Regions from separate parts of the Homo sapiens genome. Here region 1 is linked to region 2. Evidence: chromatin loops called from intact Hi-C (ENCODE). Cell type or tissue: heart left ventricle. All regions are shown on one strand. Links, peaks and the distances in the headings refer to the core of each region. The heading gives the core; the rest is flanking DNA. Region 1 holds the start of PCBP4 (poly(rC) binding protein 4). Region 2 holds the start of CYB561D2 (cytochrome b561 family member D2).

Region 1 (11,691 bases), core at 2,913-10,912, 1.6 Mb before region 2:
CTTGGGAGTTGCCACCATTCCCTCCCGGTGCTCCCTTCCAGAGCTAGCGAGCCAGAACCGTAGTCCGCGGAAGCAACCTGACCGCGAGGTCAACGCGTTGGGCCCCAGGTGGCAGCGCGTTGAGCACCCCGCATCCCCGGCGGGTCGCCTTTCCCACTGGGCGCTTCGGTTTCCGCCTCTAGAAAATGGGCTTTCCGGTGTGGAAGCGCGCCTGTGGTTCCAGCTACTGGGGGTGAGCCGGGAGGATCACTTGAGCCCAGGAAGGTCAAGGCTGCAGTGATCCATGATTGCGCCACTGCACTCCAGCCTGGACGACAGAGCGAGACATCTTCTCTTAAAAAAAAAAAAAAGAAAAAAAAAAAAACCGAAGAAAATGGGCTTTTAGTTCCGGCGCGGTGGCTCACGCCTGTAATCCCAGCACTTTGGGAGGCCAAGGTGGGTGGATCACTTGAGGTCAGGAGTTCCGGACCAGCTCGGCCAACATGATGAAACCCCGTTTCTACTAAAAATATAAAAATTAGGCCGTGCACGGTGGCTCACGCCTGTAATCCCAGCACTTTGGGAGGCTGAGGCGGGCGGATCACGAGGTCAGGAGATCGAGACCACCCTGGCTAACACGGCGAAACCCCGTCTGTACTAAAAAAAAAAAAACAAAAAATTAGCCGGGCGTGGTGGCGCGTGCCTGTAGTCCCAGCTACCCGGGAGGCTGAGGCAGGAGAATGGCGTGAACCCGGGAGGCGGAGCTTGCAGTGAGCGGAGATGTGCCATTGCACTCCAGCCTGGGCGACAGAGCGAGACTCCGTCTCAAAAAAAAAAAAAAAAAAATTAGCCAGGCATGGTGACGCACGCCTGTAAACCCAGCTACTCGGGAGGCTGAGGCAGGAGAATCGCTTGAACCCAGGAGGTGGAGGTTGCAGTGAGCCGAGATCATGCCACTGCACTCCATTCTGGGCAACAAGAGTGAAACTCTGTCCCAAAATAAATAAATAGAATAAAATAAAATAAAATGGGCTTTTTACCCCAATTTGGGCTCCCTCTGGCCTGCATTGACAACTCATGACCTGTAACTTACCGTTGATTGAGCACTGAGCCCTTACTACGTGCTAGGCATGGTACATGCATGGCCTTATTTAATCCTATCAACCACCTATGAGCTAGTACTATTGAATTATCCCCATTTATAGAAAAGGATAATAACGATGAGAATAAGAACAGTAATTGTAATGGAGCCCCACCACATATTGAGGTTTTACAGCAGGCACCCCCACTGATAATTTTTCTGTTTTTTGTTTTTTTGAGATGGAGTTTTTCTCTTGTTGCCCAGTCTGGAGTGCAATGGCGCGTTCTCGGCTCACTGCAACCTCTGCCTCCTGGGTGCAAGCAATTCTACTGCCTTAGCTTCCCAAGTAGTTGGGATTACAGGCGTGTGCCACCACAGCTGGCTAATTTTGTATTTTGAGTAGAGATGGGGTTTCTTTCTGCATGTTCATCAGGGAGATCTCGAACTCCTGACCTCAGGTGATCCGCCCGCCTCGGCCTCCCAAAATGCTGGGATTACAGGCGTGTGCCACCGCGCCTGGCCTAATGAGAGTTACATGTGACCATCAGCTGGCTCTTTTTTTTTTTTTTTTTTGTGACCGAGTCTCACTCTGTCACCCAGGCTGGAGCACAGTGGCACGATCTCGGCTCACTGCAACCTCTGCCTCCCGGGTTCAAGCGATTCTCCTGCTGAGTAGCTGGGACTACAGGCACGTGCCACCACACCTGGCTAATTTTTTTTTCTTTTTAGTAGAGACGGGGTTCCACCATGTTGGCCAGGGTGGTCTTGAACTCCTGACCTCAGGTGATCCACCCGCCTCGGCCTCCCAAAGTGCTGGGATTACAGGCGTGAGCCACCATGCCTGGCCGATAATTTTTCTTAAACTTTTAATTAAATTGCTAATTCTTGAAGTTGGCTTTATTGTTCCCATATTTCAGATCAAGAAGCTGAGGCCCCAGGTTACACACTAAAGTAAATGGCAGAGGCAGAAATAACACCTATGTCCTCCTGACCCCAAGGCATGTTCTTAAAGTTCTGGAAACCTCCTGGAGGCTTCCTTGCTGCTCCTCTGGGACTGCCACCCTGGGCAGGGTGTTCTGTGGCCCCTCATCATCGTGGTTTTGAACCACAGGCCCTTCACCAGCACAGCAGCAGCAGGCATGGCAGCAAGCGTGGAGCAGCGCGAGGGCACCATCCAGGTGCAGGGCCAGGCCCTCTTCTTCCGAGAGGCCCTGCCCGGCAGTGGGCAGGCTCGCTTCTCTGTACTGCTGCTGCATGGTATTCGCTTCTCCTCCGAGACCTGGCAGAACCTGGGTACACTGCACAGGCTGGCCCAGGCTGGCTACCGGGCTGTGGCCATTGACCTGCCAGGTACTTAAGGGGCAGGCTTCTGGGCAGGGTTTGGGGAGGTCTCATTAGGGACAGGGCCAGGTTCCTATAACATGTAGCCCCTCCCCACTCCAGGGGTGGGGGCGGTGGGATCTGGAGGACCCAGCCAGGCTGGGCCCTGAACTTGACAGCGTTTGGTCAAGCACACTGCAAGGGCCTCTGAGCAGTCTTGATCCAGATGTGGTCCTCACCGCCCAGCTGCTCCTCACTGTTACCTGGGCATTGTCTCAGTGTCTCTGAGCCTCTGTTTCCTCATCTGCAATGGGAGATAACCACACTCATGTTTTGGGCTCGCTCTAATGAGAATGGAATGAGATAATCCATGTGAGTATGTGGCTAGTACCTGACACAGAGTAATCGGTGCTCAGCCAATTGGAAGTAAAGTATTTTGACTGAATAATAACCATAGGCTTTTGGAAGCCCTAAGGAGTGAGACCTGAGTCTTCTGGGGGACAAGGCAGGGCCTGGTGGGTGGCCAGGCCCCCACTTGTGATCCCACATGCAAAGCCCTGAGCTGGGTTCTAGGGTAGATGGGATCAGTGCCCAGACTGCCTGTCATAACCCAGATGGCTGGGTCCCAACCCTCGGTGCCAGGTGTGAAAGGAGCAGCATGGCTGGCCCCACCCCCTCAGGCCAGGGATGGTATGGTTTCAGGGCTCAAGGGCGAGCCTCCTGCCCAGGCAGGATTGATTCCAATGGTGGGTTGGCTTGAGCTTCAGGGTGAAGGTCTGGAGCTAATCTTGTTGGTGAAGCCTGAATGACTGGAGGAGGAGCTGCAGAACCGACCCCTCAGCTGCTGTCCTTCAGGAGCCTCTCTTGTCCCAATCCAGGGCCAGGTGCCTTTCACACAGTTAATTTTCACAACAATCTTAAATGGCAGATACTTTTGTTATCCCCCTTTAACAGATGGGGAAACTGAGCAGCTGAGAGAGGACTGAGGGGGACCTACCCAAGGTCACATAGACAATAAATGCAGAATTGGGTTCTGGACCCAGACTTCTTGGGCTTCAGAGCCTGATTCTCTCCAGGACACTTACTGCTGGGGAGACAGGCACAGACGTGGAGAGAAGTGCCTCATGCTTGGCACGATAAGATAGAATGAGGCTACTGTAGGAATAAACGTGGGCACACTGGGTGTTACAGGAACCTGGCCACAGAGAAACTGACCTAGGAGGGCTTCCTGGAGAGAGCAACCATCTCCCTTGTTTTGCCATTCACTGCCCTTGTCTTGTCTCTTTCACACCTGAATCCCTGCAGGTCTGGGGCACTCCAAGGAAGCAGCAGCCCCTGCCCCTATTGGGGAGCTGGCCCCTGGCAGCTTCCTGGCGGCTGTGGTGGATGCCTTGGAGCTGGGCCCCCCGGTTGTGATCAGTCCATCACTGAGTGGCATGTACTCCCTGCCCTTCCTCACGGCCCCTGGCTCCCAGCTCCCGGGCTTTGTGCCAGTGGCCCCCATCTGCACTGACAAAATCAATGCTGCCAACTATGCCAGTGTGAAGGTACCCTTGTGTGGGAAGCTGAGGTGCCCCTGCCAGGAGCAAGGAAGGGTGCATCCCTGGGCTTTCCTCATCTGGGGGCTGGATAATCAAGGGGTGTCTTCTGGGAGGAGCTGACCACCCAACTCCACCCTTTTGGTTTACTCAGCAGACTACTGTGCCAAGCCCTGTGCTAAACTGTGTTCTGGGGCAGACACCAATCTGTGCCCCCACCCACTGGGCCAGCTTGTCTCTCTCCCTCATATGGGGTGGTCCCAGGAAGAGACTGAAGTGGGGAGGGCTGGGGATGCTATGGCAGGTCCCTGTTGACTCTGCCCCACCCCCCTATCCTTCCTCTCAGACTCCAGCTCTGATTGTATATGGAGACCAGGACCCCATGGGTCAGACCAGCTTTGAGCACCTGAAGCAGCTGCCCAACCACCGGGTGCTGATCATGAAGGGGGCGGGGCACCCCTGTTACCTGGACAAACCAGAGGAGTGGCATACAGGGCTGCTGGACTTCCTGCAGGGGCTCCAGTGAAGCCCAGCACTGCTGCAGGGGGTGGGCTGCCTGCCTGCTCTGAGCTCTCTCTTGCACGCTCTCTCTTCTCTCCCAGGCTCTGGCTCATGCACATGCAACAGGTGCGTCTGTCTATATGTCTGGGTTCTTGTCTTTTGTGGTCTGTTTGTCTTTTCTACCTCTTTCTCTTGCAGTGATAGACTGAGGGGGTAAAATCAAGAGAAAAAACTCTCAGGAATCAAGGAACATAATCCTGTGGAGGGTAATCCATTACATGAGCTTCTCCTGTTCTTCCACTTTCCTGCCTGGCTTTCACTCCTTCCCCTGCTCTGCCCAGCCTTTCCCTCCCACCCACTCCTCCTTCTGCAAATGCCCTGAAGGCCAGCCCTTACCCCAACACCCACTTCCCCACCTCCTTAGGCCCCAGATACATACATGCCCACATGCACGCTTACATGTTTAGAGCCATCCTTGTTTCCAAATATGACCCTTCGCTTGAGGGCAACTGCATAGGTACATCTAACTCTGGACTGGCATGCACATTGTCATGTGCAGCTTTGCATATACACACATGCATACATGAGCCTCCACACAAGCACTTGCACACATGTGGACTCCTAACCATGCTAACCTCACTGGCTGGGAAGGTGGGGACCCCATGGGCCAGCCCTTGCAGGAGGCCCTTTTGCAAGGCTTAGGGTGTGGCCAGCCCTGAAAGCTACTTGGACACAGGTTTCAGCTGGCCCCAGCCCAGAAGTGACCCCCAGAAAGGGAGGGCCACCGCTTTGCCCCCTGCTTTTACCCTTCCTTCTGGGTGCTCTACACCTCAGGTTACCAGGCCTGAGGCATCTCAGCCAAGCTTGTTTCCTGCTCTGAGGCTTGTGGGGTGGGAGCCAGAGTGGAGGTCGGTGAAATAAAGTGATGCAATTAGACCCCACCGGCTCCTGCTTCTAAAGAGCGCCGCCCCTCCCCCACCCCTGGGACCAACACTGTGGGCCCCTCCCCCACCCCGGCGGGACCAGATGGTCCCCCTGCCCTTTGTCCACCAGGCCAGATGGAGAGGAAGGGAGATTGGATTCCCCTCCCCACCCACACATACCCAGGTGCCAAGAGACTCAGCTGTGGGGGGAGGTGGAGGTCAGTGGGACCAGGCTGAGCCGATTATGGAGGAGTGGGGGGGAAGGAATAGTTGCTTCCCCGAGGGCGGGGGGTGCCCAGCGGACTTGAGAACAGTTCATCACCCCCACTAGTATCCCTTCCCCAGTAAAAGACTCAACGGAGCCCGTTCCTTGCGACCCTATCCCCAAAAGGAATTCCGGGGGTAGATTTGGGGTTATCACAGGATCGGGTGCACAGGGCCACACGGCTCTCAGGCCCCTCCTCCAGCCTGTCCTGCGCGGACGAGGGCCGGGCCATGCAGCTGTGGGTGGCCGAGGAGAGCGGGTCTTGGTGGGCGCAAGCCCGAGCGGAGGATGGCGCGCAGCGAGCAGAGCCGGGAGCTAGGCGGGGCGCAGGGTCCCAGCCGGAGCTCGGAGGGACGCGGGCCGGGAGCGAGGCGGAGCCGGGGCTGGCGGGGCCAAGGCGGGGATGGGGGTGCAGGGGGCTCGGCAGAGGCGCCGGGCGGGCGGCCCGGGCCGGAAGGACTGGCCTGGCGGGAGCGGAGGGGCTTGGAGCCGGGCGCAGCGCGGGCGGTGCGGGGAAGGCCGTGGCTGGGGACCGGGCTTCAGGCCGGACGCCCCTACCCCCAACCCGTGGGGCTCTGGGAGTGGCAGGGGAAGGGTCGCCCGAGCCCTCCAGGAAGCGGCCGCCGCTCGGGGCGCACCGCGGCGCGCGGGGCGGGGCGGGCGGCTGCGGCACTGGGGCGGCTGGGGCGGGCCCGCCGCTCTGTAATCGGATCCGGGGAGGGGGCGGGGAGGGGCCGGGCCGGGCGGGCCGGGGGGTGGGGGGGGGGCGCGGAGCCGGGCTCCGGGCCGGCCGGGCTCCGCGCCTGTCAAACCCCTCATTGTTCGCAGCTGATGTCACTCGCAGTTGTGAGCGGCCGCCTCTCCCGGGGACAATGTGGGACTGAGCGGCCCAGCCGCCGTGCCGCCGCCGCCGCCGCCGCAGGACAGCCCCAGCGAGGTAGGGCGCGGGCCGGGCGGGGCACGGCGGGCCGCGAAGTTTGGGGGTTCGCCCGGGGGCAGGGAGCCCGCGCCCAGATCCCTCGGTTGGGGTCGCAGGTTTGTGAGACTGCGAGGAACACGTTCTCTGTCCCACACCGCTGAGGCCTGCACAGGTGGGAGGCGCTGGTCTGCCAGAGGCGCCCTTGGCACCAGGGAGGGGCTTCCTGGACCTTAGATCCCAGATTTGAGGCCCCCATCCCACTCGCTGTTTCTGTCCTTTGCGCCTGCTCCTCTCTCTGACTCCTGCCCTGGGTTCTGGTTCTGCTCCATCTCTGCCCTCACTTGCCACTCCCCTGTAGCTCCTGGCTGGGCACACACTCCTTCCCATCCTCCGCAGTCGTTGGGGGAGCCAGATACAGACCTCCAGGCCAGGGGTGTATGGAGATGACAGCTGGGGGCTCAGAGTGGTCCCTCTTGCCCCATAGCTCTTCAGCCCTTCAGCTCTGACCTAGCTTCTTGGCTGGGGTCCTGGGGGGTGGGGGTGGGAGGCTCTGCTACTCACTTCAGCCTGGCCCTCATGCCTGCCTGGCCAGGAGAGGGAGGTGCCCGCCTCCTCTCTCCCCTATCCCTGGCCCGCCATCTTGAGACCTGTGGCACCCAGTGCCCCACCCGGCCCCAGCACCCAGGGGAGTGGTCTCCAAGGTGATGATGCACCCAGGGCCAGTTGCATTCCTTTCTCCCCACCAAGCCCAGGATGCTCATGTTCGTGCTGAACCAGCAGGACATGTGTCCCCAGGGGCTTGCCTTCCGCCACAAAGGCTCTTACAATCCATGAACTCCCTAGGAGCTGAGCTCCTGCCCTCCCTGTTCCCTGGGTCACCCTCATTGCCTCAGGACCAGTACCTGGGACCCTATTCTTTCCCCATCTGAAAAAATCCCCTGGTCTTCCCAGGTCCTGGAGCCCCCTCAACCTCCAGGGCACCCCCATCCCAGCCCCCACCCCCTAGCCTTCATCAGCATGCAGGCTCAGGCTGCCCAAACACAAGGGGATTGTTCTTCTTGCATGCTCAGGGTGGGGGGCTGGGAGCAGGCAGCCCACACACCCTGGCAGGCCCAGGCCACGAGGAGGCTGGCTTGCCCCACCCTGTGTCCCCAGACAGGCTGTCCACCCTCCCTACTCCCATCACTGCTGCCCCTCCAGCCTCCATCACCATTGCCCAGTGGCGCTGACATCTTGAGGAAAGAGCTCTGAGCTGCACAGGTAGACCCCTGGGTTCTCCAGCTCTGCCAGTTGTCTCCCATGTAGCCTTACAAACATTTCCCTTCCTCTCTGGGCCGCGAGCCCCTCTTGTGATTGGTAAGACCTTTCCAGCTGTGACAGGCTGAGCCCAACTCGACTCTGTGAAACGTACCCCACCCCCCAGCCCTTCTTCCAGTCCCCCTCTTCCATGAGGAGACCCACTCTGCTCCCACCCTCTGAAAACCTAAAGCACAGCCCAAATCCCCCACCCCAGCAGCATACCTAGGGAGCTCCTAGTCCTGGTAAAACGGCAGGAGTAGGGCTGGGGATGCTGAGAAAGGAACCAGGAATCCTGTCCAGGCAGGTCCTACCTCTGCCCATGTGGCTGGCCCTCATGTCTGGGTCTTCTCACTCTACTCTCATTACTCCTCCGGGACCCTCAGCCCCATCTTTGGTTCCAAATGTCCCCAGGCCCCATGAACCTTAACTCTTCTCCCTGCACACTGACCCTGGTCTTGTCTCAAATTTCCTCTTTCTGGAGCTCTGTGTATAGTGGAAAGACAGGCTCAGAAATGCCCAGCGGGGACTTCTTTGAGTTGCAGCAACATCTTTGAGGGGCACAGAGGCCTGAGTGATCACATCTGACTTGGAAGCCTGCGGAGGGCTTCACAGAGGAGGTGGCGTTTGAGAAGGATTTTGACAGAGAGTGGGGAGGATGGGCGTTTTGAGCTGAGGTAAGCCTGGAGAAAGGCCCGAAGGGCTGGAGGTGCTAAGTGTGTTCTGCAGCCTGGCATGTGTGAAGGATGGGGTGGAGATGAGACAAGAGAGACAGGGGCTGGATCATGAAGGTCCTTGATGGCCTGTCTGTGGAGTTCAGGCTTTATTCTTTGGGGACTGGGCAGCCATGGGTGGCTGTTGAGCAGCAGAGTAAGCATACAGTTTTCAGCATGGAGATTGGAAGCTAGAGGCCTTTCTCAATGTAGATGAGAGAGTGAGGGGATGGGTACCATGAGGCTGTGGCCTTTCTCCTGGAGCCCAGCCTGGGCCCGGGCTTGACTTGGTTTCCCTTGGTTCCGAAGACTCCTGGGGGCTGCCTAATGATGGTGTATGGAAGCTGTAGCATTTCTGGCACCTGCCAACTTGTCAGAGCTGCCTTTCCCTTCCTGGCACTTTGTCTATGTGGCAGATCTGAATCAAGAAGCCAGAGGCTGGAACTTGTGGACCCCAGGATGCTCACCTGAGGCTTCCCACTCCCCTCCTCCTCTCCCAACTGTAGATGATTGGCTATCCCGGGAGGCTGGGAGGCCAAGAGGCTGGGCACATGTGTCCAAGATGCTGGGGCAGTTCTTATGAAGGCCTGGCTAGTTAGGAGAGTGAGCATCTCCAGAGAAGGGATTGGGCAGGAGAGTTAGGAGCCCTCGATGCAGACGTGCTGTGGCCCAGGGTCCACCCCCACCACACCCTGCCTCCCTGGATGCTCCGAGCCATTCCCCAGCATCACTGGGTGTGGCTAGCATGGCTGCTTTGGGAGTGGGAATAGGAGAAGGGGGCTGCTAGGTGGGGAGCTGGGGGTGCTGAGAGGATGTGGGGGGATGTGAGATGGAGAGTGAAGCCCAGGTGGGTCCACAGGCCCTAGCTGGTCCAGACATTCTGGCCAGCAGAGCGGAGGGAATCCCCCAAGGGGCGGGCCAGTCTACTTGAATCGCCTGGCCCCAGGAGCCCTCCCCTCCCCCGGATTGTTCTTGCTCCAGAACAAAGGCAGGGTGGACACTTGATCCCTGCATGTGGGGTGAGCTGGCTAAGCCCCCAGCCCTTTGATTGGGCAGCTGTCATGGGAGAGAGACAGCTGGGGGGGAGGGGCAGGAAGGGGGCAGCCACCATCGCTTACACAGCTGTCACCCCCCCGCCTCCTCCAGCCTGAGTGGCAGAAAGCCAGGGACAGGAGGAGTGGGCACTGGGGCTGGGGAGGGGGCCTGGGAGTCAGGAGGGAATGCCCGAGGTCAGAGGCCTGGTGTGAGCTTGGTATGCCCTGCCAGGGAGCCCTGCTGACCAGAGGGGGCTGGGCACCCGCGGAGGTGAGCTGGAGGTCACTGTGGCATGTTGTGTGGCTGCCACGTGGGTGGCCCGGCAAAGACCCAGGGCCCACCCGGCTGGAGCAGCAAATGACTCCCTAGAGCCCCACTGAGGGCAGGGGGAGCCAGTGATGCCTCATGGGGCTGCTCGTTCCTTGGGCCCTAGGAGAATAATTTGGAAGACATGGGTCAGAACCCCTTGTTCTTGCCTAAAGATGGGAAAGACCTTGAGAGTCTCTCAGACCAGGAAGGGCGCAGATAGACCAGCAACTCTCTCCCTACCCCCAGCCCCTAAACACAATACAGGTGGGTTTAGGTCAGGTGAAGACCTGGCCAAAGTTACCCACTGGACTTGGGGCGGTGGGTCTCTGCTGGAGACCCAGGCATCTTTTCATGGCAGAAGCTCTAGTTCTGGCCATGTTCCAGCCCTCCTGCCCCATTTTTCCTGGAGCCACAAGAGGTCATGTGGAGATGGTTTGGGGACAATGTCAGGTCTCCCACTGGTTACCATCCCAAGGGGGTCCTTGAACCCCAGAAAATTTTGGAACTTAAGACCGAGGCTCTGGACAAGTTGTCAGTCCTTTCCAAATAGGATCCCTGTCTTCTAGCTAGGCAAAGGTCTCAGAGACGACTGAAGCCCAATCCCCACTTTCGAAGGAGCCCGCCCTCCAGGAAGAGGACTAACAGATCCAGACAGGAGCAGCCTGAAAGGGGAGGCAGATGGGGCTTTGGATAGCCTCACACTAGCAATGCTAGTCCCACTGTGTCCCACCTCTCTGTGACCTTGGGCAGGTTACTGATCCTCTCCAGGCATCAGGTTCTCCTGTGTAGTGAATTCATCTGCTCAGCTAACCAGTATGTTAGCTGAGTTCCAGCTGAGCTCAGTATGTTCTGAGCACCTTCTCTGGCCTGGCTCTGAACTGAGCCCTGGGGACATAAGGAGAAGGCAGCAGCCTTGGCTCCTGCTCCAAGGGGCTCCTGGGCTTGGCTGTCCAGAGAAGCAGAAACCAAGCACGTCATCACAAGTGCTTTGATGGGGGAAGTGCAGGCAGCTGGGGGAATGTCTAGCAAGGGCAGCCAGCATGAGGCTGGCCAGGATGCTCGGAGAGCACAGTCCCTGCATCCACTGCTCATCTCCAGCCTCTGGAGTCCCTGTGGCAGAACTCAAATGGAAGGAGGAGCAGCTGCACCCAGGGGAGCAGGGTGTCACCTCCGTTGGATAGGTGAGGAAACAAAGACCTTATGCCATACGGTGGCTTGCTGGGACTTCTGAGAAGGAGCCAGGCTGGGAGCCCCTTTCACCTTCCGTGCTCAAGCTCTGTCTAGCAAGGGGAGTTCAGAAGAGGGCGTTGGACAGAACTCCATGCCCTTTCCTGTCATGTTGGGATGGGGCAGGGGGCTGAGGAGGAAGGCGCCCAGAGACTTCTGGAGTGTTCCAAGCTCAGCACACTCATCCTTCATCCCCACACCCTCCTGGGCATGAGGAATTTGCAGTGTTAGGGCTTGGTCTTGGCCCAGACTTAGCACCAGTTGGTCCCACTCCCTGTTTTCCCCATAGGGTTCTGGTCCCCCAGTGAGCTCCCCATCAAGGCTGAGCCTTGGCAGGAGACAGACGCCTAAGGAGAGGGATTTCCAAGCAGGATTAAGGTTGAGGATTAAGTCGGGGCATGAAAAAGGGTCGGGTGGGGAGGGCTGGCCACTGAGCTAATCCCAGCAGCTAATCTCAGGCTCCACCTTCCTCCATCAGTTAATGGCCTTGACATTCCCGCAGCCCACCAAATCCTTTTCTTACCCATCACGCAGTCCCAGGGAGAGGTATTCCCTCCATTTTATAAGTGAGGAAATTGAGACTCA
Region 2 (15,531 bases), core at 3,015-11,014:
AAACAATCCCCATCAGGTAGCTGTCTAACCCCCAGCTGGGTCTAATCCTTCTCATTACCCACCCGACCTGGCTGCCCCTCACCTTGGGCTGGGGGACTGGGGGGCCATTTCCTTTTCTCTGCCCTTTTTTTGTTGTTCTATTTTGTACAGACAAGTTGGAAAAACAACAGCGACAAAAAAGTCAAGAAACTTTGTAAAATATCGTGTGTGTGATTCCTTGTAAAATATTTTCAAATGGTTTATTACAGAAGATCAGTTATTAAATAATGTTCATATTTTCACTTCAAATGGTTCCCATCCACTGTATCAGCTTGGGGGTGAGGACTGGGTAGCTATGAAGACAGTTGGCCAAGACCTCAGAGTCCCACTTAGTGCTCTGCAGGGGGTGAAGACCATGGTAGCCCAGGTCCCTGTCAACCACAGGGCATGGCACTTGCTTCCACCAGTTATAATAGGTGCCAGGCCCTTGACATACATTGTCTCATAACATCTCAAAAAGCTGTCTTTTAAAAACAAGCAAGACAGGCTGGGTGCGGTGGCTCATGCCTGTAATCTAGCATTTTGGGAGGCCGAGGCGGGCAGATCACTTGAGGTCAGGAGTTTGAGACCAGCCTGGCCAACATGGTGAAACCCCGTCTCTACTAAAAATACAAAAAAATTAGCCAGGCATGGTGGCATGCGCCTGTAATCCCAGCTACTTAGGAGGCTGAGGCAGGATAATTGCTTGACCCCAGGAGACGGAGGTTGCAGTGAGCCAAGATTGCGCCACCGCACCCCAGCCTGGATGACCGAGCGAGACTCTTGTCTCAGAAAAAAAAAAAATACAAGCAAAACAAACACCCTCCCAGAGCCTGAAAGCCAGGACCCTGGAGGGAAGAAGACAGATCAGAGATGCTGGTTTAGTGGGGAGGTGGATCTGGCAGTCTGGTCAGACCACCAGGGCCTGACAGGGCCTCTGCCGGGAGCTATGAGTGAGCACCTGGCCAGTGTCCCTACGGCCCAGGAAGCCCTGACCACAAGTGCAGCAACGGCTCCCTCCTGGCCCACAGGAGCTTGAGGCCGCAGCTGCTTAAACTGGAGCCATAGGCCAAACTTCATTTTTGTGAATCCTCTCAAGCTTAGGCCCTAGTTCATTTTCACCCTAGAAGGTGTGACCTTTGCGATCTTCTCATGTGGAGAGAATTATAACCTGTAACCACCAGAGCACAGGTGTCCCTGCCTTCCCACCACAGTCCTCTCTCTCCTCCCAACACTCTGCTCTCTGCGCACTGACCTGGCTGAGTCCTCGCCACAGTCTCTGGGGTGGGTACTAGTGTATCCCCATACCACAGATGAGCAAACTAAGAGGAGAAAGCCTTTCCCCCCAGGTGAGAAGGCTAAAAACCAGCAAAGATTTTAGAGAAGAGGTGGCCACCAAGGGTTGGGGAGCTTGGATGCTAAATAGATGAAGGGGCTTCGAGGCCTCAGCCAAGATGGAGACTTTTTCTGTCTCCTCTGCAGGGTTCGGCTGCAGAGCAATGCCTAATCCACAACCCCCAAGACAGCTCCCATGGCCTGCAAGAGACCGTGCAATCTTGGATAGGGTTGTAAGATAAAATACAGAACACCCTATTTTGAATTTCAGATCATGAACGAGTTTTTAGTATGGAAGTGTTTCAACTATTGTGTGGGACATACCTATACTGAAAAACTGGGGGCTGGGCACAGTGGCTAACGCCTGTAATCCCAACACTTTGGGAGGCTGATGCAGGAGGATCGCTTGAGCTCACGAGTTCGAGATCAGCCTGGGTAGGATGGCCACCCCGCCCCTGCCCATGTCTCTACAAAATAAAAAAATTTTAAAAATTAGCTGGGCACAGTAGTGTGTGCCTGTAGTCGCAGCTAATCAGGAGGCTGAGGCTGGAGGATCCCTTCAGCCCAGGAGTTAGAGGTGGCAGTGAGCTATGATTGTGCCACTGCACTCCAGCCTTGGACAAAGCTAGACCCTGTCTCAAAAAAAAAAAAAAAAAAAAAAGGGGGCAGGGGGACATGATTATACTCGAAGATTACTCATTGTTTATCTGGAATTCAAATTTGACTGAGCATCCTTATTTTGATTTGCTAAAACTGGCAACCTTACCCAGATGTGGCAACCAGTGGGAACCCAGACCCCAGAAAAAAAGCATCAGCACCCTTTTTAACCTGTAGGCCATGCACACATCAGCACACACTGAAATCAGTGGCTGAAAGGAAGGGATCCTGTGTTTTATAAAAGCACTTTGTCATAGAATTATTTTAATTATATGGACAGCTTTTTGTTTTGTTTTGAGACAAAGTTTCGCTCTTGTTGCCCAGGCTGTAGTGCAATGGCATGATCTTGGCTCACCGCAACCTCCGCCTCCCGGGTTCAAGCGATTCTCCTGCCTCAGCATCCCGAGTAGATGGGATTACAGGCATGTGCCACCACACCTGGCTAATTTTGTATTTTTAGTAGAGATGAGGTTTATCCATGTTGGTCAGGCTGGTCTCAAACTCCCGACCTCAGGTGATCTGCCCGCCTCAGCCTCCCAAAGTGCTGGGATTACAGGCGTGAGCCACCGTGCCCAGCCTATATGTACAGTTTTTTAAAAGTAACTCCATATACAAAAAAAAAAAAAAGACACAGAACACAACCTGTCAGAAGTCACTGTGGCGTGAAGTGGGACCAGAACAGGCCTAGCCCAGGCTTGTGGAGAGACCTGGCTTGTAGAGAGACCTCTCATCCTCCGCAGTTATCAGAAGTCCCTGGTGGGGAGGAGGGTCACTGAGGGCTGCCCAGCCTCGTCCCTATGCGGGAGGGAGCCCTAGGTTCGTGCTCCAGGTCCACCTCACTTGGAAAAAGGGCAACGTGAAATAACAAACAAAAAACTTTTCCAAGTGGGAGAAAACAAACAAAAAAAGGCAACATGTGCAGCACTCGCTGAGCACCCAGGGTGGACTGGCATTTTACACCCCTTTCCCCTTTGATTATTAGGACAGGAAGATCATGTCATCAGCTACATTTTATGGCCCATGAAACTGAGTTTCAAAAAGGTTCAGGAACTTAACCAACCAATGCCACACAGCCTCCGAGGCAGAGCAAGGGTTCCAGCCTGGGTCAGGTCCCATTCACCAGACCACGGAGGTTCTGTTTCTCACACAGTGACACCTACCCACACGCCAGCCAACAAGGACACACTCGCTCAGAGGTACACGCACAAATAGAGCTACTCTTCCTAGGGAATTCAGCAAGTGTGGGGGCTAGAGCTGTGTTGCTTCCCGAACCCTCACCGCCGCTTTCAGGGGTTAGAGATGCTAATTCATCCCTTCCCACCTCCTGAGAACCGACGGAAACGGTCCCTGAGAACTACAACTCCCAGCACACCCCGCGCTCACCACAACGGGACCGGTCCGTGCTCATGGCCTCCTGGGACTTGTAGTTCTAGCCAGAACCCTGTTCAACTCTTCCCCGGCTGCAACCAAGGACTCCGTATCCCAGCATGCAGAGGAGCCGGAAGACAGGCGCTTAGAGGACAGCCCGCTGCCGCCGGGGACGCGCAGGCGCAGCACCCCTGTTTGTCGGCCCCCCGAGAGAAGAGGTACGGTCGAAGCCAGGAGCCAGGCCGAGCGGGAGCTGACCAGGCTTGACTCGGGTACAGAACGAGGCACCAGTCCCCTTGCGAACCGAAGGGCCTCGCAGTGGATGGAGGAGGCCCAGCCCTGAGGTCAACGCCAACCAGGCTAGCCTGGCACGGGGCCTACAGGGTGGGTAGGCGGGCGTGCCGCAGCCGTCCAGGGCCTTCCCTCAGGTCCCGGGCGAGGGGCCTACGCTGCGGCCCGGCAACAAGGCCCGACTCGGCCCCTCGGGACCAGAGCCCCACCCGATCGGAAGCGGATCCTTTACCAGGGCCATAGGCCAGTGACTAGGCCGGGCCTGGGCCTCCCATCGGGGCCGGACTAGGACGAGGCCCCGGGGAGGCCCCTGGCCTACCAGACCCTTTTCTCAGGCCGACAGCCGCCAGGAAGATGCAACGTGCCCTGCCAGGCGCCCGCCAGCACTTGGGGGCCATTCTGGCCAGCGCCAGCGTGGTGGTGAAGGCTCTGTGTGCGGCGGTACTATTCCTCTACCTGCTCTCCTTCGCCGTGGACACAGGCTGCCTGGCGGTCACCCCGGGCTACCTCTTTCCTCCCAACTTCTGGATCTGGACCCTGGCCACCCATGGGCTGATGGAGCAGCATGTGTGGGACGTGGCCATCAGCCTGACAACGGTGGTGGTGGCCGGGCGTTTGCTGGAGCCCCTCTGGGGGGCCTTGGAGCTGCTCATCTTCTTCTCAGTGGTGAATGTGTCTGTAGGGCTGCTGGGGGCCTTCGCCTACCTCCTCACCTACATGGCTTCCTTCAACCTGGTCTACCTGTTCACTGTCCGTATCCACGGCGCCTTGGGCTTCCTAGGTGGCGTCCTGGTGGCACTCAAGCAAACCATGGGGGACTGTGTGGTCCTGCGAGTGCCCCAGGTGCGCGTCAGTGTGATGCCCATGCTGCTGCTGGCGCTGCTGCTCCTGCTGCGGCTCGCCACGCTGCTCCAGAGCCCGGCGCTGGCTTCCTATGGCTTCGGGCTGCTCTCCAGTTGGGTATATCTTCGCTTCTACCAGCGCCATAGCCGGGGCCGAGGGGACATGGCTGACCACTTTGCTTTCGCCACTTTCTTCCCTGAGATCCTGCAGCCTGTGGTGGGTTTGCTGGCGAACTTGGTGCACAGCCTCCTGGTGAAGGTAAAGATATGCCAGAAGACGGTGAAGCGCTACGATGTGGGTGCCCCATCCTCCATCACCATCAGCCTGCCAGGCACAGACCCTCAAGACGCCGAGCGGAGAAGGTACTGTGAAATTTTCCAAAATCTTGTCAAGCTAGGAGCATACTGGTCGAGTCACATGCCATCTGTTGAGGTGTTCGCTGTACATAGGTGGAGACCTACAGTCAGGTATTGGGGCACATCCGGAAAGACAAAATCAGTCTTTGGCCTTAAGGAACTCAGCAGTTAGGTGTCTGGGGTCCACGAGGCACTTTTCTCACCACTCGGGCCACTTAATAAGTCTCAAGAAATGCAGTTTCCTTTGGTGCTGTGAAGTCCCAGTGGAGGGACACAGAACCCTGGCCTTGCCTCAGAATCTCAGAATCCTAGACATTGGGCCTGTGGGAGCCAGAAGCAACCTGCTGGTACTTTCCCCTGTGAGGAAGGGACAGGGAAGGAGGCCTGGGGTCCTCAAAAGGTGATCTGGGCCACTCCAATTTCCAAATGCTGTGTCCTCTTCCTGGGCTTTAACTCAGATGCTGTGCTTCTCTGCCACTTACTTATTGAGAGGGAAGCTTGGGGTATTACCACATTTACCTCTGTCTCCAGCAAGCATGTGTCACCAAAACCAGGGACAGGCTACATGACCCACTGAGGGAGCCTGCTGACACCAGGGAGTGGCGATGACCCTTTCATTATCTGTAAACCAAGCTATCCACAGCATCAGGAGTCCCAGCTGAATTATTCACTGAATGCACTTTGGCCAGGGCAGGAGGGATCTTTTTAAATTCAGCTTACTCTCTCTCCCAGATCTGTGGAGCCAGCAGAGTGGTCCCAGCCTTCATAAGATCCACAGCTCCATTTCCAACATTATTCCTCACTGTTTTGAGGCAATTACTCGAGTAGTAAAATCTGGGACGGGCTTTGTCTTTTGCATTGCCAAGGCTCCTGCTTTTGCTCACCTGTGAATGGGGTTGTGGCAGGAAGCTCTATGAATTTAGCTGCAGTTATCCCTGTATTTACTCTCCACTGGGCTATGGAATTGAGTGTGGGACACACTCCTTTCTTGAAGGAGTTCCAGCTGGGGAAGGGCCACAGATCACTATGGCCCAAGGTATGGTAGGTGTTGAAAAGTATATACAGCATGCTGCAGGGCATAATTCTGGGCCCTAGAGCTTGGGTCTTTATAGGTGATAAGCCCTAAGGACAGAAGTCTCTCTTAACCTTAGCTGGTATTAAAGATGGGGCCAGGTGAGCTGGGCCTGGTAGGAATTGAGCTGTCCCTCAGAGCCATTCAGGTGGGGCCAGGCCAGTGGGGACCCCTCCTCCACTGAGAGGTGTTGGAATGTTAGGGTTGGCTGGACATTCAAAAACCTCTGCCTAGGCCCAAGAAAATGGACAGGGGGGAAGCAGGTTGGTGGGGAGGAAGGGAGGGTCAAGAGGCGGGTTCTTGGCATAGCCTTATGGTTGTTAGCTTACATGGGGGTGGCGGTTATTCCTCCAGCCAGTTTGACATCTGACTGCATGGCCACGCCCAACTCCAAAGGGCTACCAGGAGAGGGAGGCAGGGTTTCCTATCTGTCTCTCTGGTCCTTGTGAGGAAGTGACTAGCGTAACACTAGCTCTCTGCCTTGGCAGGCTTTAGATGGAACTGGCAAGGGCATCATCAGGATGGCAGCCTGGGTAGCAGCAGGGAAAGACTGTCCTGTCTATACCAACTTGTCATGTGTGAGACTGACGGGCAGGGGGGAAGCGTGCTAGGGCTTTCTACACCTGTGCCCTTGTTGCCTCTCTTGTCGTGTTCCCTGACATGGTGGAGATTTTGGTTCTCAGCTGGAACCTGAAAGGCTACACAGGCTGTCCCCACATTGGTGGCACAGAGAGGCTGAGGTATAGGAGTCCACAGTGGTCACTGTTGAAACGGTTCCCTGGCAGCTGCAGCACTCCACCTTCTGGTGGGTCAGGGTCCCAAGCACATGTGTAAACCTTCTTCTGTTGGACTTTCCCACCTGCCCTCAAAGTGGGGCCTCTAAGGGTCCACCCTGTGGAAGCAGTAGGCTCTGGCCTGTGCCTACCCATGTGAGCTGTTTCTCCTTCTTCTCCTCTTGCAAGGGCTCCGCTAAGTCCCTGCTCTAACAAGGGCCTTGGTGGCTTTGGGGGTTCTTCTGAGAGGGAGAATATTAGCATCAGTTAGGAGGGGTAGACTCACCCAAGTTGGCCCTGCTTCCTGGGCTGAGAGCCAAGGGAGGTGTTGAATTCCAGCCTTCCCCATTGACCCTTGCCAGGAGGCTCAAGATACCCCTAACCAGGAGAGGGGGAGAATTAATAACCCTTCCCTTGGATGTGATGCCAGCACCCAGGCAGAAACTCCTGGAAACTCCAGAACTTGCCGTTCCACCCATCTGCCCTAGGGCACTAGTTCCACTGACCCTTAGATACCACCCTCAGAACCATTCCTGGTGGCTGGCCTCGTGGGCAGTCTGGCAGACACCCAGCTGACCTTCCCATCCCGGAGGTGCCTCAGCTATGGAGGGAAGATTCTTAGAGCCTTTGGGTTATCATTCTGATGGCAGAGTGGGTCCTAAACCAATCTCTGGGGAGTCCCAGGCTCTGCATGGTGAAGGGGAAACATAGGATTCTGGGGGAGGAGTCTAGGTGGTACGGTGAGGAGTCAGCCTGCTGCGGAAGGGTAGAGGGCATGAGCCAAGGCCAAACCCAGAGTGACCTTTCCTCTCTCCTCTGGCCCCAGGCAACTGGCCCTGAAGGCACTCAATGAGCGGCTGAAGAGAGTGGAAGACCAGTCCATCTGGCCCAGCATGGATGATGATGAAGAGGAGTCTGGGGCCAAGGTGGACAGCCCCCTGCCCTCAGACAAAGCTCCCACACCCCCAGGGAAGGGGGCTGCCCCAGAATCCAGTCTAATCACCTTCGAGGCAGCTCCCCCGACGCTGTAACTCCAGACCACCTTGAGTGTGGCACCTCCCCTCCCAAGCCCCCCTTGACATCCTCTCAGCTACTCCAGGGCACCTGACTGCTCTGAGGAGAGGGAAGAAGGCCTGCTGGGGCTTTCCATGGCCTTCTGCTGTTTCTCGCCAACACTACCCAGGACTCTTGCTACCTGGTTCCAACTCCAGACAACCACTATGCCAGGCCCGGAGCCTCTGAGGCATCGGCCAGTCCAGGCCCTCATCTGAGGTAAGAATGTACATCAGCTGGCAGCCCCAAGCAAGTGGCTGCAGGGACACTGATGCCACAGCTCCTGGGCCGGCCCTCACATCTGAAACTGGTTGCCGAGAGCCCTGAGCCAAGGCAAGGATTTGCCAAAAATGTTCTGGGGGCCCAGCAAATGCAGGAGCCGACCTGGGGCTGCACATCCCTGCCCATCCCCAGAAAGACTGTTCCTGTCAGGATTTGTTTCCCTCTGCTGTGGCGGTGACTGCTTCTGGACCAGAACAGCTCCAGCTCCCAGGTATTTTCTACAGGACCACTTGAGTGGGCAGCCAAGCCCAGGCTCGCAGTATCAATAAAGCAGTTCTCTGAGGAATGACTCCTGGGCTCTTGTCAGGCCACCTTGTGCAGCCCCCTCATCACGTTCAACTGCAATGTTAGACAGGGACTTGATTGTCTCCATGGTAACTCCAGCTGGATAAGAAGCCCATTGCCCCAGCTCCCCACCACCGCCACCACCACCACCACATGCGCACTGCCAAGCAGCCTTCCAAGAGCTATTGCCTCAGACTCTTACTCCTTTTTTCTTTCCCTCCAAACCCCAATCTGGGAGGCCTTCTGTCCCTGCCTAGATCTGATGATAAGGGCCTCTCCATCATAAGGCGCTGTTCTTACCCATGGTTTATCTCTAAGACAGAATGCTCAGTTCTTGCCACCCCTGGAGACAACTCACCCCCAGCTCCCAGTTATTGTATGTATCTAACCCCCACAGTCTGGAGACTCCAGCACAGTAGACAGTTGGGGGGACAGAAAGGACACACAGCTGTACCATTCACAGCTACAGCTCTAGGGCCTGCCAGGGCCCGGAGTGGCCTGGGAGGCTCAGCAGCTAGACCCTGGGGATTTGTGTGCTAGGAGAGCTTCAGCCCCTCAGGGAGCAGCCAGGGGTCGGGGGTGGGGGGTCCCCATCTTGCCCAGCTGCCCATTTTCCTGTGCTGATGGCATTAACAAGAACCATCCCCAACTCTGGGCTGCTTCTCCCATCAATCTTTTCAGTCATTTTTTACAAATTTTTTACTTTTTTCTCTCCTAAAATTTCTGAACATACAGTACAAGTATGAGCTGCCTTGCAGGAGAGGCAGTCTTGCAGCCCCAGCTTCATCCAGACACATGATGCCTATGTTCCTCTGGGATGACAGAGAAAGGGGAAGGAAATGGGAGGCACTCCAGCATGAGGAGCAGGAATTCACACACGGGCCTCCAAATGCCCAACTGTCCCAGTGCCTGAGGTGTCCCCTGACTCAGCTGAGAGAGTTCAACAGGTCCCTAGGCCCAGCTCCTACATGGAGGGGCAAATCCAGGCTTCCCCTAGGCTGGGAAGAGCTCATGGTTGGATCCTCTTGCGGTATAGGTAGGCATTGCTCACCTGGTTCATAATGACCAAGCTGGTGAGGACAGGGCATAATACAGCCAGGTACCAGGCTGCACCAGTGACAGAGGCAGTGAACCAGAGTGAGCACATGCCCAGCAAGAGGCTGGCACTACCCAGCAGGTAGCCCACCAGCCCAGAAGTAGCATGGTATAGCTTGAGCTTCGCCAGGGGCCATCGGGGCAGCAGCTTGGGGTAGAGCAGCCCCACCCCACCTGAGCACTGCAGCCCTGCCCACAGCACAGCCAGCAGCCCTGCCTGCCCATGCCGCGTAACCAGGTGGGCTTTGCCAAGCTGCTCTTTGTGGAGGATGACAAGGCCGAGGCCCAGCAGTGCACACAGCAGGGCCAGCAGCTGCAGCACCCAGTGGCAGCGTGCTCGGCCTTTCCGTGAGAGGGAGTGCAGCAGCGAACTCTCAGGAGAAAACACCAGTAGTGCCTCGGTCATCAGGAAGGAGAACTGAGGAAACAGGGGATGGGAAGCTCAAGTGAGGGTGCTGCCCCAGAAGAGGAGAAGAGGGCTTTATGTAACCCTTAGCTGCCAGTGAGTCTGGGCTGATTCCCCTTTTTCTTTCTCTCCCCACTGACAAGACTATCCATTTGGTGGGGCAAGAGTGGAAAACCCCATCTGGGATGATATATGTGCCCTGAATAATCTCCACACTTCCTCCTAGGTGCCAGTCTGAAATGTCATCTGTCGTATGTTACCAAGCAAACACAGGGTTTGAGATGTGGCAGTTATAAATGATTCACAAGCTTTGTTTCCCTAACGTGGGGCTGGATACAATTTCTTGGCAAGAGCTGGCCACATGGGTGCACTGTTTCAGGGAAAGTTAGGTGCATCACCAGAAATTAAAGTAAAAAGGGACAGAGGTACATCCAAATGCAATGTCTCAGCTTTCTGCCTAGAGGTGGGTGAAGCCTCATTGTGCTTAGACAAATCTTACCCATTTGACCTGGGTCCTGGGTCTTCATTACTCTGATTCAAGTCTCTTTTTTTTTTTTTTTTTTTTTTTGGAGATAGTCTCTCTCTGTCACCCAGGCTGGAGTGCAGTGGCCTGATCTCGGCTCACTGCAATCTCCGCCTTCCGGGTTCAAGCAATTCTCCTGCCTCAGGCTCCTGAGTAACTGGGATTACAGGCACCTGCCACCACACCCAGCTAATTTTTGGTTTTTTGGGGGGTTTTTTTGTTTTTGGGTTTTTTTTTTTTTTTGGGACAGAGCCTCGCTCTGTCGCCTAGGTTAGAGGTTAGAGTGCAGTGGCGCAATCTTGGCTCACTGCAACCTCCGTCTCCTGGGTTCATGCGATTCTCCTGCCTCAGCCTCCCGAGTAGCTGGGACTACAGGCGCGTGCCACCATGCCCGGCTAATTTTTTGTATTTTTAGTAGAGACGGGGTTTCACCATGTTGGCCAAGATGGTCTCGATCTCCTGACCTCAGGTGATGTGCCCGCCTCGGCCTCTAAGTGCTGGGATTACAGGCATGAGCCACCGTGCCCAGCCTCAAGTCTGAAATATATACCATGGGCAGGAGTAGTTGGAGCATGCAACTCTTCCAAACAGATATTAAATGTGGACAAAGATTCAGAGGCTGCCAGGGCCACCAACCATGCCCATGCTCCCACCCCTAAGAACTGCCCAGGCCCACTACTTACAGCCAAAGACATAAGCACCGGGTGCCAGGAGAACAGGCCTGGAATGAGAAGAGGAGGCCTCATGGGGCTGAGGCAAGAAGAAACCAGCCATACCAATCCTTAAGGGTTGAGGAATACCAGCAGCCCATCACCCAAGGAGGTGCTGCCAAACTGTGAGCCCCTTCTTGCTCTGCAACAAGCTGACCCCACACCTATCCTCTCTTCCTGGCCTCTTCCTGGATCAGAGGCCATGCTTTGCCACTCCTCTGGCAGTCCTCCCTCCTTCCCTTACACCTCCTGAGAGGCAGCCAAATGGAGCACCCAGAGAAGGAAAGACAAACCAGGAATTCTGTGTGCCCTGGCCATACCTACCTGCTCCACCTCACTCATCGCTCCAGCACAGAATTCCCTCAACCAGCCAGGCCTGTTCCCGGAAGTCCCACTGCCCTTCCTCCCCAGGAACAGTGGCCCTTCCCTTCCCAGAAGTCAGCTATGAATTCTACTTACTGGAGCCAGGCCTGGCAAGCACAGCCACAAAGATGGTAAAGCCCAGGGCCACAAGGTGGGCGGCAGCGCCAGAAGCAGTACGCAGAGCTCGGTAGATGTGTGACTCGGTCTCCGCAGAAAGGGCCATCGTCAGCCGTGCTAGTGGTTGTAGCCTGAAAGCATAGTAGCGTGGGCCAGGATCTCAGGTGCCCACTGTTCACTCCTCACTGGAGAAAAGGCTGCAAGGCAGGAATGCCACCCTCTTCCAATAAGTTATGGTAGGAAAGAACAGTACCAAGACCAGCACCAGGAATGGTCACAACATGCCAGTCGACGGCCGGCGGCCTGTCAACGTGTACCCATGTCTGAACTGGTACCAATCGCTGGCCCGCCTTCCAGGTAGGAGGCGCAAAGCCATGTAAGACTACAAATCCCAGCGTGTACCACGCCGTCGCCGGCAGTAGAGCCAGCTGGGAGGGCGCGGAGCACTATGGAAATTGTAGTTCCCTGCTGCGGTCCCAGTTACAGCGTGAATCCCTTAGCGCACCGCCTCCCCAAGTGCTGCCAGCATGCTGCCCCTCCACGCTAGGGACTTGCCTGCCTCTGCCGCAGCGCAGATCTGATGCGGTGGTTTCCTCCAAAGAAAGCGGGATACTCCGGGCCCTGCCGCGCGCACCGCCGCTCCGTCACGGAGCCGCTTTACTTCCGGGTGCGACGTCTACCCACCCAGGACTTCCTGGGACGAGCCGTCCCCCGCCCCAGCCACGCCTCTGAGTCGCGCTGCGCAGGCGCCATTGGGCAGAGGGATTGGCAAGCTTGCGTGCCCCAGCGACACAGGCCTCGAGGCTGTCTCTGACAAGTGTTCACAGGAGGTGGGGACGCCTCTGCGCGAGGAACGAGGAGCTACGGGCCTGGGCCCGGTTATTGCCATGGGCAGCGGCTGCCGCATCGAATGCATATTCTTCAGCGAGTTCCACCCCACGCTGGGACCCAAGATCACCTATCAGGTGCCACCCGGGCTCGCGGGACTGGGCGGGAAGAGGGACGTTCTCGAGAGCTCAACTGGCTGCCTGAAGGCAGTAGTTTCCCGTGCTGCACGCAGGCATGCTGCTTCATTCGCAGACAACTGTGAGGCTAGAGGATAGTCAGACCCAGGCCCCCGGCTCCCAATGTGGCAGGGAAGACATACGTCACATTGGCAGTGTTTGTAGGATATCGGGCTGTAGGGATCCGGTTGGGGGGTTCCAGGTCCCACAGAAGGTGAGTTGGGTGACCCATGAGTATCCCTGAACTGAGTGAAGAGTAAATGATGCATAGGAAGTTTAGGTAAGGCAGGAGAAAGTGTTCCAGGTAGAGGGAACAGCATATGCAGAAGCCAGGAAGGAGGTGAGATCATAGCGTATGTTTGGAAACAGAAAGAAGTAATAGGCCTGAGTGGATGGGAGAGAGGGGAACGCTGGAGAAGAGGACTTGGGCTTGGGGGGCATGAGGAGGTCACCATTTGTACTACACCCAGTACAGATGTCCACTGAGGGGCCCATTGCCACTCCCCTCCCCAGGTCCCTGAAGACTTCATCTCCCGAGAGCTGTTTGACACAGTCCAAGTGTACATCATCACCAAGCCAGAGCTGCAGAACAAGCTTATCACTGTGTGAGACCCTAGCTCGGGGTGAGCGGTGGGTGGCAGGGGTTGTCCCAGGAGGAGGAAGGGACAGGCTTGGGGGCCTGACTGTGTTCCAATTATCCAGCACAGCTATGGAAAAGAAGCTGATCGGCTGTCCTGTGTGCATCGAACACAAGAAGTACAGCCGCAATGCTCTCCTCTTCAACCTGGGCTTCGTGTGTGATGCCCAGGCCAAGACCTGCGCCCTCGAGCCCATTGTTAAAAAGCTGGCTGGCTATCTGACCACACTAGAGGTCTGCAATGAGATGGGCTTGGGTTTACCGACAGGCAGAGTTGGGGAAGGTGTTCCCATGTCTCCAAAGTCCCCCAAACCTGGGACCCTGCAAACCAGCTCAGGACTCAGGGCAGCCAACCAGCCAGGGGTCCTGGGATGTGCCCACCATGCTTTCCATGCTCTGTCTAGCTAGAGAGCAGCTTCGTGTCCATGGAGGAGAGCAAGCAGAAGTTGGTGCCCATCATGACCATCTTGCTGGAGGAGCTAAATGCCTCAGGCCGGTGCACTCTGCCCATTGGTATGGCCAGCCTCTGCAAGGACAGCAGAGGGGTAGAGGAGAGATGGGAAAGTGAACCCAGCTAGTCAGGGAGAAGGGCAAGACTCATGAACACATTGGTGGGCAGGAAATAGCCATGGGCTGAGGTGCCCATGTCCAGGGTCCAATGCATGATGGAGCTGGGACTGGGGGTAGGGGGAAAGCAGAGCTCTCCAGCTCTGCCCCTTGGGCAATTCCTTCCCCTTTGTGGGCCTCCGTTTCTCACTCCATAAAAAGAGAAAGATTAGCCCTACCCAGAGGCACCTGCTTGCCCCAAGGGATGCTGGGAGGCCTGGATGGTAATTGAGGACCTCTTGGAAGAAGTGGCACTGAGGATATGGATGGGGCCCCCTGCAGATGAGTCCAACACCATCCACTTGAAGGTGATTGAGCAGCGGCCAGACCCTCCGGTGGCCCAGGAGTATGATGTACCTGTCTTTACCAAAGACAAGGAGGATTTCTTCAACTCACAGTGGGACCTCACTACACAACAAGTATGCCATCCCTCCCTGGGTATCATCACCTGGGGCTGGCCACAGCCCTGGCCTCATCCTGTTTCTTCTGACCTTGTCCCACTCTGCCCAGATCCTGCCCTACATTGATGGGTTCCGCCACATCCAGAAGATTTCAGCAGAGGCAGATGTGGAGCTCAACCTGGTGCGCATTGCTATCCAGAACCTGCTGTGAGTGGGCCTACAGTCATACCTGGGACAAGGTCACCAGCCAGGGAAGACCTCAGGGGCCCTGGGTGTGAGGGTTGGGAAGGCATGGTCCTCAGAAGCTGAGCACAGCTCTCTCTCTCAGGTACTACGGCGTTGTGACACTGGTGTCCATCCTCCAGGTAGGTGAGTTGGGTTTGGTTAAGTGGAGAGTGGATCATGTGGCTGGACCAGACCAGGGCTGTGTCAGCTTCCCAAGCCCCTCACTCAGGCCCCTATGCCTTCTGCTACCCTCTAGTACTCCAATGTATACTGCCCAACGCCCAAGGTCCAGGACCTGGTAGATGACAAGTCCCTGCAAGAGGCATGTCTATCCTACGTGACCAAGCAAGGTAGTGGTGGGTTCTGGGGGAAGCCATCTTGGGGAGGGCAGGGCCACATGATGAGCTGATCCCTGGCACCCACAGGGCACAAGAGGGCCAGTCTCCGGGATGTGTTCCAGCTATACTGCAGCCTGAGCCCTGGCACTACCGTGCGAGACCTCATTGGCCGCCACCCCCAGCAGCTGCAGCATGTTGATGAACGGTCAGAGGAGAATTTGCTGGGGCATTTGGGAGTTACCTGAGGGAAGCTAGACCCTTTATGTCTCTCAGGAGCCCTGGATCATGGGGCACTGCCAATCCAAGCAGGCTTCCTGGAGATGATGGGCTACAGAGACAAAATTGAAGGGAGACTACAGGAAAGGGTTGGCCTGCCTGAAAGAAGGCCTGGCCAGGGCGTCACCCCGTCCTCTGATCCTCACCCTAGGAAGCTGATCCAGTTCGGGCTTATGAAGAACCTCATCAGGCGACTACAGAAGTATCCTGTGCGGGTGACTCGGGAAGAGCAGAGCCACCCTGCCCGGCTTTATACAGGCTGCCACAGCTATGACGAGATCTGCTGCAAGACAGGTGGAGGCAGGCGGGCAGTCAGGGTGGGTTCAGGGCAGGGTGGCCAGGCCAAGGCCACTGACCTCTCCTCCACCACCCCACCCAGGCATGAGCTACCATGAGCTGGATGAGCGGCTTGAAAATGACCCCAACATCATCATCTGCTGGAAGTGAGGCTGGTAGTGACTGGATGGACACATTGCTGTGGGTAGTCCCTCCTACTA

What was found. A loop is a pair of places that touch in the nucleus more often than their neighbours do. Peaks named below come from ENCODE experiments on the same cell type or tissue, not always from the same donor. Only the 100,000 strongest peaks of a DNase experiment are listed, where the experiment ranks them.
Region 1: a loop joins it to region 2, with 5 times the contacts of the local background. A loop is called at or near these places in 2 of 110 quality-filtered maps.

What each region holds. Positions count from the first base shown.
Region 1 is chr3:51,962,179-51,973,869 of GRCh38, reverse strand. PCBP4 (poly(rC) binding protein 4) reads left to right here and starts at 6,416. Exons shown (of 14, transcript NM_001174100.2): 1 at 6,416-6,544. It overlaps ABHD14B (abhydrolase domain containing 14B), which reads left to right. Exons shown (of 4, transcript NM_001146314.2): 2 at 2,172-2,410; 3 at 3,686-3,927; 4 at 4,265-5,355. The coding sequence starts at 2,200. The coding sequence ends at 4,444. RefSeq lists silencers at 103-252, 5,847-5,926, 5,957-6,236, 6,247-6,356, 6,457-6,726 and enhancers at 1-632, 4,760-5,321, 5,322-5,885, 7,012-7,573, 7,574-8,137. In heart left ventricle, for the core only: no CTCF peak of the experiment used is centred there; DNase peaks (open chromatin) are centred at 6,019, 6,439, 7,243 and 10,889; H3K4me3 peaks cover 2,747 bases; H3K27ac peaks cover 3,008 bases.
Region 2 is chr3:50,347,556-50,363,086 of GRCh38, reverse strand. CYB561D2 (cytochrome b561 family member D2) reads right to left here and starts at 12,225. Exons shown (of 4, transcript NM_001291284.2): 1 at 12,103-12,225; 2 at 11,527-11,678; 3 at 11,041-11,078; 4 at 9,018-9,846. The coding sequence starts at 11,653. The coding sequence ends at 9,343. It overlaps TMEM115 (transmembrane protein 115), which reads left to right and starts at 3,566. Exons shown (of 2, transcript NM_007024.5): 1 at 3,566-4,874; 2 at 7,540-8,337. The coding sequence starts at 4,024. The coding sequence ends at 7,744. LOC127898564 (CYB561D2-LOC101928965) reads right to left here and starts at 12,225. Exons shown (of 5, transcript NR_183066.1): 1 at 12,103-12,225; 2 at 11,527-11,678; 3 at 4,411-4,969. NPRL2 (NPR2 like, GATOR1 complex subunit) reads left to right here and starts at 12,312. Exons shown (of 11, transcript NM_006545.5): 1 at 12,312-12,512; 2 at 13,065-13,156; 3 at 13,254-13,422; 4 at 13,593-13,701; 5 at 14,077-14,213; 6 at 14,305-14,402; 7 at 14,524-14,560; 8 at 14,677-14,770; 9 at 14,846-14,963; 10 at 15,186-15,328; 11 at 15,414-15,531. The coding sequence starts at 12,435. The coding sequence ends at 15,481. It also overlaps CACNA2D2. RefSeq lists enhancers at 3,347-3,646, 3,373-4,263, 12,051-12,270. In heart left ventricle, for the core only: a CTCF peak has its summit at 6,719; DNase peaks (open chromatin) are centred at 3,486 and 4,120; H3K4me3 peaks cover 3,674 bases; H3K27ac peaks cover 1,372 bases.